2 separate regions of the Homo sapiens genome follow, and region 2 is linked to region 1. The links are chromatin loops, found by intact Hi-C in ENCODE. Cell type or tissue: spleen. All regions are shown on one strand. Links, peaks and the distances in the headings refer to the core of each region. The heading gives the core; the rest is flanking DNA.

Region 1 (5,399 bases), core at 161-5,160:
AAAGAAAACTATTTGAATTAAATAATAAAAGAATGAATAAGAACTGACACTCTATATCAAACCAAGTATGATCTGGATTAAGGAAATATTGACAAATGGTCAAGACATGGCTAAAGAGAATGCATAGCCATGATTTTTCCACTGACTTGATATTACAACAATGAACAGAGAAAAACAACCAACAGTGGGCTCCCACAAACACAGACCAGGGATGAATAATAATCTTTAGAACTTTTTGAATTTACAGATGCTTAAATCCAGTGCTGCCAAACTGGATGGAATTCTCTAGCTGAACTGCCATGTGTATTTTAAACATATACAAATACAAAAATAAATAAAACCCTATCTATATACGGGATGGGAAAAAGATACATTTAGACTCATTAACTCAAGGTCAATAATATAGTTCTATGTATGTATATATGGGGGCGTGGGGAATTAATAATAAATTCTTAAGTAATTTGAATGGGAAAAATGTATAAAACTGAAACTATGCAGAAATTATAGGAAATGATTGGATTTCCTTATCTTCACAAATATGTGGGATTACATCGGTATTAACATGAGTAGAATTTATTGTAGCACTTGCATATAATTAATGTAGAACTTACACATGCAGCATGATGTCCCTTGAAATTTCAGTGTCCTGTCAAACCTACAAAATGATTGAATTGAATTTATAATTTAAAAAATAACATAGTGGTACAAAGTGTAGAGAATCTTCTCTCTAGAGAGAAAATGAGAACTCAGTGATTCGAAACCGAAAAGCAGAACAGTTAAAAGGAATACCAATATGAAGGAGAGAGTTGCTTATAAAGCTTTCCTCAATCACTCAAATGGGAGAAGGGGTTCCATGAGCTGATTGTTGTTCACTTGTTTACAGAGTTTAATTAAAAGAAAAAAGAGCAGAATAATAAAATAGAACATAATGATAAAAGAAGTGTAAAAGGGGTATAAATAAATATGGCAATTCATTGTCATAATGCAGAAATGCATAGGAAAACCCACTTCAGATATGAAAAACATCATCCAAGTGTTGACAGGTATGGCTATTTGAAATGGCCAATAGGTAGGCTATGATACTAGTCTACATTTCAGAAATTTCAGTATGACATCAATGAGGTGGGAGGAGGAAAGAGCATGGATATTTTTCCAAGTGATATTTATTTTACCTTTCAACTGATATATGCCATAGACAGTCTTATTCTGTTTATTCAGTCATTATTGATTTTATTGAACTCTCTCTTAAATATTGGCTCTCTTGCAAGTACTGTAAAAAATGTTTTGCAAGGGAATACTGGAGGTGTTAAAGCTAAATGTTTGTTGTATAAAGAAATTTAATTATGAGAAAAAGAGTTAGTGTCAAGTAGTGCTTTATTCTGTGATTTAAATAGTAAGCATACTTGAGAGTTAAAAATAAATACAAGTTGCAAGCACAGAGTTTATTTCTTGCAGATTCTGTTGAGGTCCGGTCTTAGAACTCTGATGTTAGTATTTTATGACAGAAACTCTTCCCTGATTTACTGCCAAATTTGGGTAAAAATAGGTATCATTTAATCAGTGCATACTTGATCAATTAAACAACTTAAAATTATACCATTAGGCACCTGGGCTTTATTATAGCACATTTTCTCCATTTGGCACTTGAGTACATGCCCCAGTAGGAATGCAGCTTGAAATCATGCATTTTCAGATGAACTTCTAGCATGACACCAAGAGGCACTGCCAAAAGAACATGGCATAAACTCATGTGGCCTGCAGCACACACTACTTCCCTTTCTCCCTATGAAACTCTTTTCACCCAGATGAGCACACTAGCATTATTTAATAGATAGTAAGTTCCTAACTTCCTTTTATTACTTCTTATAGTCTCATTTTCCTATTATCATTTTTTGATGTTCTCCTTTCATGTGGAAGGAGAGTTTACAGACAACAGATCATCCCAAGAGAAACTTCAAATGAAAACTGTCTCCATATGTTAGAAAAGAAAATTTAAAACAAAAGTTCTCATCTATTCCAAGAAAGAAAACAAAAACATCTGCATGCATCTGAGGCGTTATTGTTCGCTTTCATCTTCCAAGTGGTCACACTTCTTAGTTTTATCCTAAAATTGTAACAAAAGCTCAACTGCATTTGAGTAAACACCCTAGTTTGCATCTATATTCCTATTTCCTATATGTTTTAAGATTAAGTTGATAAATCAAAGTGTGGAACCATCAAAGACTTCATTTAGAAATGCCCATAAAAATACTGTAAAAAAAACACTTTTTACAACTTCAAATGAAAACTGCCTCAAAGATGAAAAAATTTCATCTTTGCCATTTTGTATCCTCCTCGTAAGGTATTTGCTAGATGGATTAGTATCTTAAGGAAGGAATCAGGATTCCTACTTTTTAAGTCTAAACTGGATTAAACAGTCCTAGAAAAATTCTGAGAAGGATCCTTGCACTGTTAAGTGGTTAGCTGATCTCACTCTGGTTAATGCCAAGTGGGGCACAGAACATAATATGCCATGCACACCTGTATCAAGAATTTTAAACCCCCTAAGTGCTTCGGTGATAAAAATGGATTTATAAAAGATTCATGTAGCATCATATGAAAAATGATAACTCTTTAGAATCTGCATCTTAACAGTTAAATACTCACTTGTCGCAGTTCATCTGTATTCTCTCCCCTCCCACTCCTGACTCCAGACAGATGACTCCATTGACTTTGGACCATAGGCTGACTGTATCTGGAAAATCGCCCATTTCTCATAAAGGACAGAAATGTTCTCTGAGCAAGCCAATATTTTGTCTTAGTCCATCAGATCCCTCTTCATTATAAGAATATCATCATTTCTACAATTTCTCCCCTTACTCTGCCCTAGTTTCTGTGGACTGGGGAACTCCTGAATGACTGAATCTCCTGAAGCATTGTGCTCTTCTAGCTCTGGCCTGCCTTTCCCTCAGCAAATATCTGAATGGCTGCTTGCACTTTCCCTGCTTTCCCTGGCTCCAGCCAGACTGCCTAGGTCTCCCTCATTGCTTGCGGAACTCCATCTTCTCTATCTGTCCCTGCTTCCTGCTACCAGACCCACATCCTTGATTTGCTGTTGCCCTACATGGCATGTCCATATGTCCCAGTTTGTAGTGAGGCTGCAAAGAGCAGGGGACATGCCATCAAAAGAGCAGATTTTGAGCCGATGAACTGTATTATACAATGGAAATGATACAATATCAGGGGCGAGATACACATATTCGAGCTTCAATCTCACCTCCGCTAGCTGTTTAACTATGAACTATTATCTGACATCAAATATATCATCAAATGTAAAATGTAAATAGTAATTCTCTCAGGTTTATAACAGTCAATAAAATAGCACTTTAAAAGTGCCAAAGATAGGACTAGCATGGATATTATATAAAATAATTTTGAATGGGAAGAGATGAGAGATGGGGAGATCAGTTAGTAAACAATAAAATGGTGGCAATAAACCAGAGATGAGGTAATGAAGACCTATAGGAAAATGGTAACCATAGAAAGAACAAGGTCAACAGATATTTTCAAGGAAGTAAAAGCTCTTAGAAATAGATTAGATAAAGGAGAGGAAGAAGAGGAAGGAATCAAAGATAACTCCAAGGTAACTGGGTGGATGAAGTTAGGAAAGTTAAAATAGATAAAAATCAGAAAATGGATATTGAAGGACAGGTTTGAAAGAAGAAACAAGATCTATAACATTCACAAGATTTTAGACTTTAAATCCAATTAAAACAAAGGGTCATTAAACCACTTGTAACAACCTTAAAGCAATTTAACAGCACAATCAAAACTAAGGCTTACATATCTTGATTTTTATATAAAACAATAATCTTTTTTCTTTTAATCTAGAATAAAAATGGAAGTCATCCAAATAAATTATTTTTGAGGCCACTTAGTTACAGGAAAAGGTTGGAAATACAATTTTAGGAAACACTGGAACACAGGAAACAGTTGAAACTATTCGGATGGATGAGCTCACAGAATTATGAAGTGTAGAGGGAGAGAATGAAAAGGCAGTCAATAATACAAAATGCTAAAGAGATAGTAGAGAATCACACAGCATTCAGGTTTTAGCCTCACTTCTACCTCCCACTGCTACCTTCATGGTACCACATGATACCTAATAATGATCATGATGATATTGATGCTAATTCAGCTCTTAAAATTGTCTTCTAATAGACTTCCCGATATGATTTAATTTTATCCTTATAACGCCCTGTGAATAGATTCTATTGTTAATAGATTCCATATTTACAGACAAAGAATTTGAATGGACATTAAAGTTTGACCAAAGTCACCATTCAGGAATTAAGCACAAATAAATAAGTTCCACAGAATCAATTTTAGTCTAAACAGGGACACTTTTAAGAGTAAAAGAACAGGAGCAAACTGAAAATGTCCTGGGCAAAGTAGGTCATATTATCACCCTGGCTTTTAACTGCTAAGCAGTCTGCCTTGAATCTCCTAGAACCATAAAAGTCAGTTTTTCTGCATCATAATTATTTGCTTGAAGTCAGTCAATTGAGACTTCCTCTACCATTTGTCTTTTCTCCTACCTTCAATTTATTTTATTCTACTGGCTTCTTTAATTGCAAAGTTTTCCCAGCATACAAATCTCTTGAGCTCTGTCTCATGTCCTTGGATTCTTCTATTTACAAAACAGTATATTCTCTCTCAAATATTCTTTGCAGTATATTCTCATATACTTCCACTACTTTTGTTGCTGTCCCTTTCTCATTTCCCTATTTTCATGCAGTGGCCTCTTGTCTCTCTGTCCTCGTCCTTCTTTAGTCTTCCATTCATGCTATTAAAAAACATGCTATTGTTTTTGTAAGTTACCTTTAGAAAAACAAAATTCTGACTCCTTGATTAAAAAGTAAGCCATCATGGTTTCAAGATAATATTTACAGCTTTGTAGCCTTGTCTCCTACTCCCGCTTTATGCTTCAGGCTGAGCAAGGCGTTCATCATCCCTGAGGTCGGTGACCCTCCCCTATCTATCTATGCAGGCCACAAGGGTAGAATAGCACCCAGTAGGCAATAGGGTCTCAGAAGTTGTTTATTAAGGAAATTGTTAAACCAATTCAAAGGCTTCCTAATCTCTAATCTTCTTCATACAGTACTAAAAATAGCATATCTAGGCAAATAATAATTGAATGCATATTTCCTACATTTATTGTATTGACAATGCTGCTGACTTATTAATGAATATGTTACAGTAATGGAAAAAATACTACTGTCTTTTAGAAGAGGAGAAACATGATATTTGCCATCCCAAGACAGAGATACAATCTTATACTTCATTTTAAGCCATAAAAATATCTTTTTACTCAAATAGGTATCTAAGCTATTCTATAGGTGACATTTAAGAAGTTACTC
Region 2 (5,399 bases), core at 194-5,193, 78 kb after region 1:
ATGCTTTAGCGGAAAGTGCTCTGAGTTAAGGGTCTAAAGACATGACTGTAGTCCTGGACATCTTATTTTCAGGAATTCAATTAGCCACTCAGGGTCAGGGTTTTTTAATGTAAATTTAGTATGTTGATATGTCATCAATATAACAGGAATGTGACTTATGTAGTTTTAGCCAAGCAAAGTGTCTATGAATATTTTTTAAATGATTAACAACATACATAGACTTTTTTCTTTAAAAAGAGATTAACCTTTTTGACTTAATTCAGTTTTACTTTTTCAGGGATCAATGTTATTAAATCTTATTTACAGCAGAGTCAGATATGAGAAACTCTGATTTCAGATATTATAATTTATTTTTATCAAATAGAGAAGTAACATGTATTACATATGGTATATATGATATACATAAAAGGCATATATGATGTGTATATATGTGATGTATATATATGACATAGATATGACATATATAGTATATACATAGGGTATATACAGGATATGATATATAAGACATATATATGGTACATACATAGGGGTGTGTGTGTGTATATATATAAATCTCATATATACTCACACACATAACACAGACACTACAGGGATATGGCAAGGGAATATCTGCTCTTTATCAAAGTTGTCATCAGTATTAATGATACCTTTAATAATGTACACGCTATTTTTTACCTACGATTAATTTTTCTACTCCATTTTCATGCCACTAATGTAGCACCGAGTTCCTCTGATTGAATGCCTGGGTTGCTACAATTGGTATTCTGGACTTGACCCATAGACTTCAATCCTGGAAATGGATAATTTGTTTTCTGTGCTTGTTTTCTTCAAATGTTTGCTTTCATAATGCCATCTCTAATTTGAAATATAAACTCCCTAGGTTGGTATCCAAATCCCTTCTTTAACTACACAAATTACTTTCCTTATTCCTCAATGTGCACTCCCTGTTCCAGGCAAAATAGTCAATGAACACATCCCATCTAAATTATATTCATTTCCTTCTTCCTCTGTGTGATGTTCTGCTGTCCTGATCCAACCTTATCCAAAAAACATTTCTGGGTAAGTTCGAGGTCAACACACTCACACACTTTCTACCAGGGTAACTACAGCAGATTTTTCTCAACTACATCGACTTACAGTCAAATTTTCTTGCATATGGCCTGAATTTTACATGCCTCTTACCTCTCCAAAAAATTTGGAAAGATGCTTAGGCACAGAAAATGTATACTCTCTTAAATCTACTTCAGATAGCCCATAGAAGCTGAATGGGCTCAAAGTAAAAGCATAATAAATGTTTAGTAGACAGATAAGAAGTCAAACAATTATACAGAGGAAACATAATAGTTATCTGCTGTTCTGACTCATTAAACAATTAATTAATTTTAGGAATAAAATGTTCTGTAAATTTTATAAGAGCAATAACTGATATTCTTTTTTAATTCATAATTTTATTGTTATTTTTTGAGACAGTCTCACTCTATCACCCTGGCTGGAGTACAGTGGCACGATCTCTGCTCACTGCAACCTCTGCCTCCCCGGTTCAAGGGATTCTCACGTCTCAGCCTCTAGAGCAGCTGGGATTACAGGTGTGCACCACCATGCCTGGCTAATTTTTGTGTACTTTAAGCTTTTTTTCTTATTTTTTTGTTTTGCTTTTTGATTATATAAAACATTTACATAACTCAAATATCATAATTATATTACATGTGTATTAACATGAATACCTTTCACCCCTTTCTTTCCATTTTGTGCCTCCCTTTTATAATATATAATTTATAATATATAAATTAAATTATATATATTTAATTTAATATATATATTAAATTAAATATATATAATTTAAGTTCTAGGATACTTGTGCAGAATGTGCAGGTGGGTTACATAGGTATACACGTGCCATGGTGGTTTGCTGTACCATCAACCCGTCATCTACATTAGGTATTTCTCCTAATGCTATCCCTCCCCTGCCCCCTACCTGCTGACAGGCCCCGATGTGTGATATTCCCCCCTGTCCATATGTTCTCATTGTTCAACTCCCATTTTGGAGGTTGCTGGAAGATCAAGATTTGGTTTTGGATATGCTCTGGCTTTCTATTGGACGTTCACCTGGCAACATTGAGAAGGCAGCTGAATTAAAGTCAAAAGGTGAAGGCAGTAGTCAAAGATAAATGTATAATTTTGGCAGTCATAAGTATAAGGGTGGCATTTATGAGAGGTGAGATTGCCAAGGGAAGAAATTCAGATAGAGGAAAAAATAGGTGCAAGGACTGATCCCTGGCACACTCCATTATTCAAAGGTCAGAGAGATGAGGCTGAACCAGCAACTGAGACTGGTAAAATCTACTTGTGGAGAAGGACAATGAGAAATATGTAAGACTCTGGATTCCTGTGAAATCTTCACAGGAATCAGAAATCAGAGGAAGATAAAGTGATCAGCAGAGCCACTGGGTTAAATGTTACTAATATGTCAATAAAGTAAGATCTGAGCACTGATTATTAGATTTAAACAGTACTAAAGAGTTATGCAATGTAGCAAAAATATCGTTATTCAAATAGATATATACATTTATATATACTATTTTATCTTCACAATGAAAACATCATTTTATATCAGCAAATGCTTTTAAGTTAAGATTTATAGCATCCTGAAATCCATGTAATAATATTTCTGTCTTTTTCACAAAGGGACTACAGATGAATGCTATTCTTTAAGAACAATGCTTTTGAACTTATAATGAAAATGTTTCTAAAGAAGTGAATAAATATTATTTATTATAACATTTAATCTAACCTAAGATGTCATTTTAATATACTTCATTATTTTATGTCTCACTAAGAAAACAATCTTGTCAATTTTAACTATGACATGGCATTGGTTGTAGGATGCCATTGATTTCAGAGATATTGAAGTGAGAAAAAATAACCATTTTAAAACTTATGAAATACTATTGTATTTTCTTCTTTTTGTGACTATATTAAGATGTACATTCTATTTCTCTATCAAAGAATTAGACAAATGATAAATACTGTTATTTACAGTGCTGTTGCAGAATAAACAACTATTCTCAGCACACAACAAACACACCTAATAAACACCTTTTACCTCCCTGAGTAGAGGGCAACATTGTAAACTATTATAACCACAGAAAAAGTGATCAAAACAAGTTAAATTAGATAAACTTGTTGCATGCTGTCATTAATTATTACACATGCTACTATTAATTACATTAATATATTAACAATATATTACTGCAGACTACTATTATCATATAATTTTCAAAATGTTTATATATTAGCATATTTACTAATATTAAAAAATTAAGTTTATAAGAGCATTTATTTAATGTTTTTTAACATCAATAAAAATGTTTTATTTTACTCAATATAAAATAATAATTCATTTATTAAATAAGACTTCTGCATTTTCTCTTTTCCTCAAATATGCAAAACTTTGATTGTGACAGAGTGAAAATGCACGGCATTAGAAATCATATAAGTTAAGGTCTGGTTTACATCCAGCCAGTAGATGTTGGTAAATTATTCTATTTTTGTGAATTACAGTTTTCTCATCTTTAAATGAAGGGACTAGTGATGATGGGATTTAAGGTGACTTACTGTTCTGATATGTACAGGATCACTTACATTAAAAAGAAAAATTGAGACACTGTTGATCATAGTCACTTCAAACATCAGCACAAATTTCTGTCCAACATTTTATAGCAGAGTTTTATCTATATCTATATCTATATATCTCTATATATAATAATCATATTATTTACTCCCTATAATCTATAGCCTACAACCTGCAAGACACGAACACATTATTAAGTGCTTCTGTTAAGGAGTCATTATTAAGAGATAAATCTATTTAATACAAGTTTCTTCTGGTTTCCCTGGGGATTGGCCTAATAATGAATGAATTAATGTATATTTTGCTGCTGCTTAATTATTCCATTAATAATAGACTGTGATTATTATAAAAGTAGTTTTTCACATTCTACCATTAAAAAAATGGTAGGTATACAAAAAGAAAATCAAAACACCATCTTCCTATCAACACCTCAGTTAGAGATGATCACTGTTAAAATCTTCTTTATTTTTCCCTATTTTCTATGCATATACATAAATGTATTTTACAACAATGAGATTATATCAATAATCTAGTTTATAAACTACTAATGAGTTAATTGTTTCCACTTTACTCATCACTATGTTTTCATTTTATTTAATATTCAGTTCACATTAAAAATTTCAGAGATGTTTCAAAACTGTTTTTATAGGTGATTTGTCCAATTTGACGTCTAATTCTAAGCACATTATAACTAGTTGCAGCACTATCATTTTTAATATAGCACACATATTAACCCCCTCTCTTATTTTTCATGACATTAACTTGTTGAAGAGGGACAAGTTCAAGTTATTCCTTTTAAAATGCTTTAACCTCTTCAGGAATTTTAACATTGTCAAAAACTTAATAATTTATTTCAAAACCATATGTCAACTAACTGCACAGTATGCCCTATTTCTCAGTTTTTATTGGAATCCAGAGAAAATTAATCATTGTACTATTGGGGATTCTGTGCTAATATTTAAAAAAAAGATTGGTGTCTTGATCTTTCTCCACTGGAAGAAGGACATGATGCATGTCCTCCCTAGCACAGGATCACTGCCCTACATGAATGACCACAAAGTCTTTCTAAGGATAGTCTTAACTATTACTGAAATTTAAATTACTTAAGTTCCCTTCTTTGTGATCTCTATAAATCATTTCTGGCACATATTCTTTCACCCATCAGAGCAAATCTAAATAAGAACATGTTCCTTTTGGGCTGAATAGTACCAGTTTACCTAAATTAATGTTTATTTAGTATCTAATAATGTTTTCTATTGAGAGAAACTGGGCTCTGTTTTCTCAAGGTTTTTGCCAAGTCTCATAAATCTGGGAAAAGGCGGTCAGTGTAACCCCTACTAATAACCAAAGTGGCCACACACAGAATAAACAAGGGCCCAGTTTATAAAGCCTTCACTGAAAGACCTTCTTGGAGTAAATTTAGATTTCTCAGTATTAATTTATGATGTGTGCAATGCACTTTGCACTCAAAAAAAGAGAATAGGAAAAAGAGTTAAAAAATGCATTAACCAAATCTTTAATGCATCAAGGTACTATTTAAATTTAATAGCCAGCAAAATAGAAGGTAAGAGAAAAAAAAAAACCAAGTTTCTGTGAACTATACAGAAGTTGGCAATGCATTTTAGTTTTGATGTATTAAAATTTCTAAGCAATTATTGACATATATCAACATTGCTGAAAAGGACAATTCGCTCAGTGTCTCTTACCAATTTCTAAATTACTCAATTGCTTATTTAATCAAGGTTTGAGATATCATCTCTCTACCAAT

The links. Peaks named below come from ENCODE experiments on the same cell type or tissue, not always from the same donor. Only the 100,000 strongest peaks of a DNase experiment are listed, where the experiment ranks them.
Region 2: a loop joins it to region 1, with 14 times the contacts of the local background. A loop is called at or near these places in 2 of 110 quality-filtered maps.

The regions. Positions count from the first base shown.
Region 1 is chr7:85,058,887-85,064,285 of GRCh38, forward strand. All of the region lies in intron 8 of SEMA3D (semaphorin 3D), which reads right to left. Among named protein-coding and RNA genes, the nearest start is that of SEMA3D, 130 kb to the right of the region's middle. In spleen, for the core only: no CTCF peak of the experiment used is centred there; no DNase peak of the experiment used is centred there; H3K27ac peaks cover 2,498 bases.
Region 2 is chr7:85,136,846-85,142,244 of GRCh38, forward strand. The region is part of intron 2 of SEMA3D (semaphorin 3D); the gene reads right to left. Among named protein-coding and RNA genes, the nearest start is that of SEMA3D, 48 kb to the right of the region's middle. In spleen, for the core only: no CTCF peak of the experiment used is centred there; no DNase peak of the experiment used is centred there; H3K27ac peaks cover 299 bases.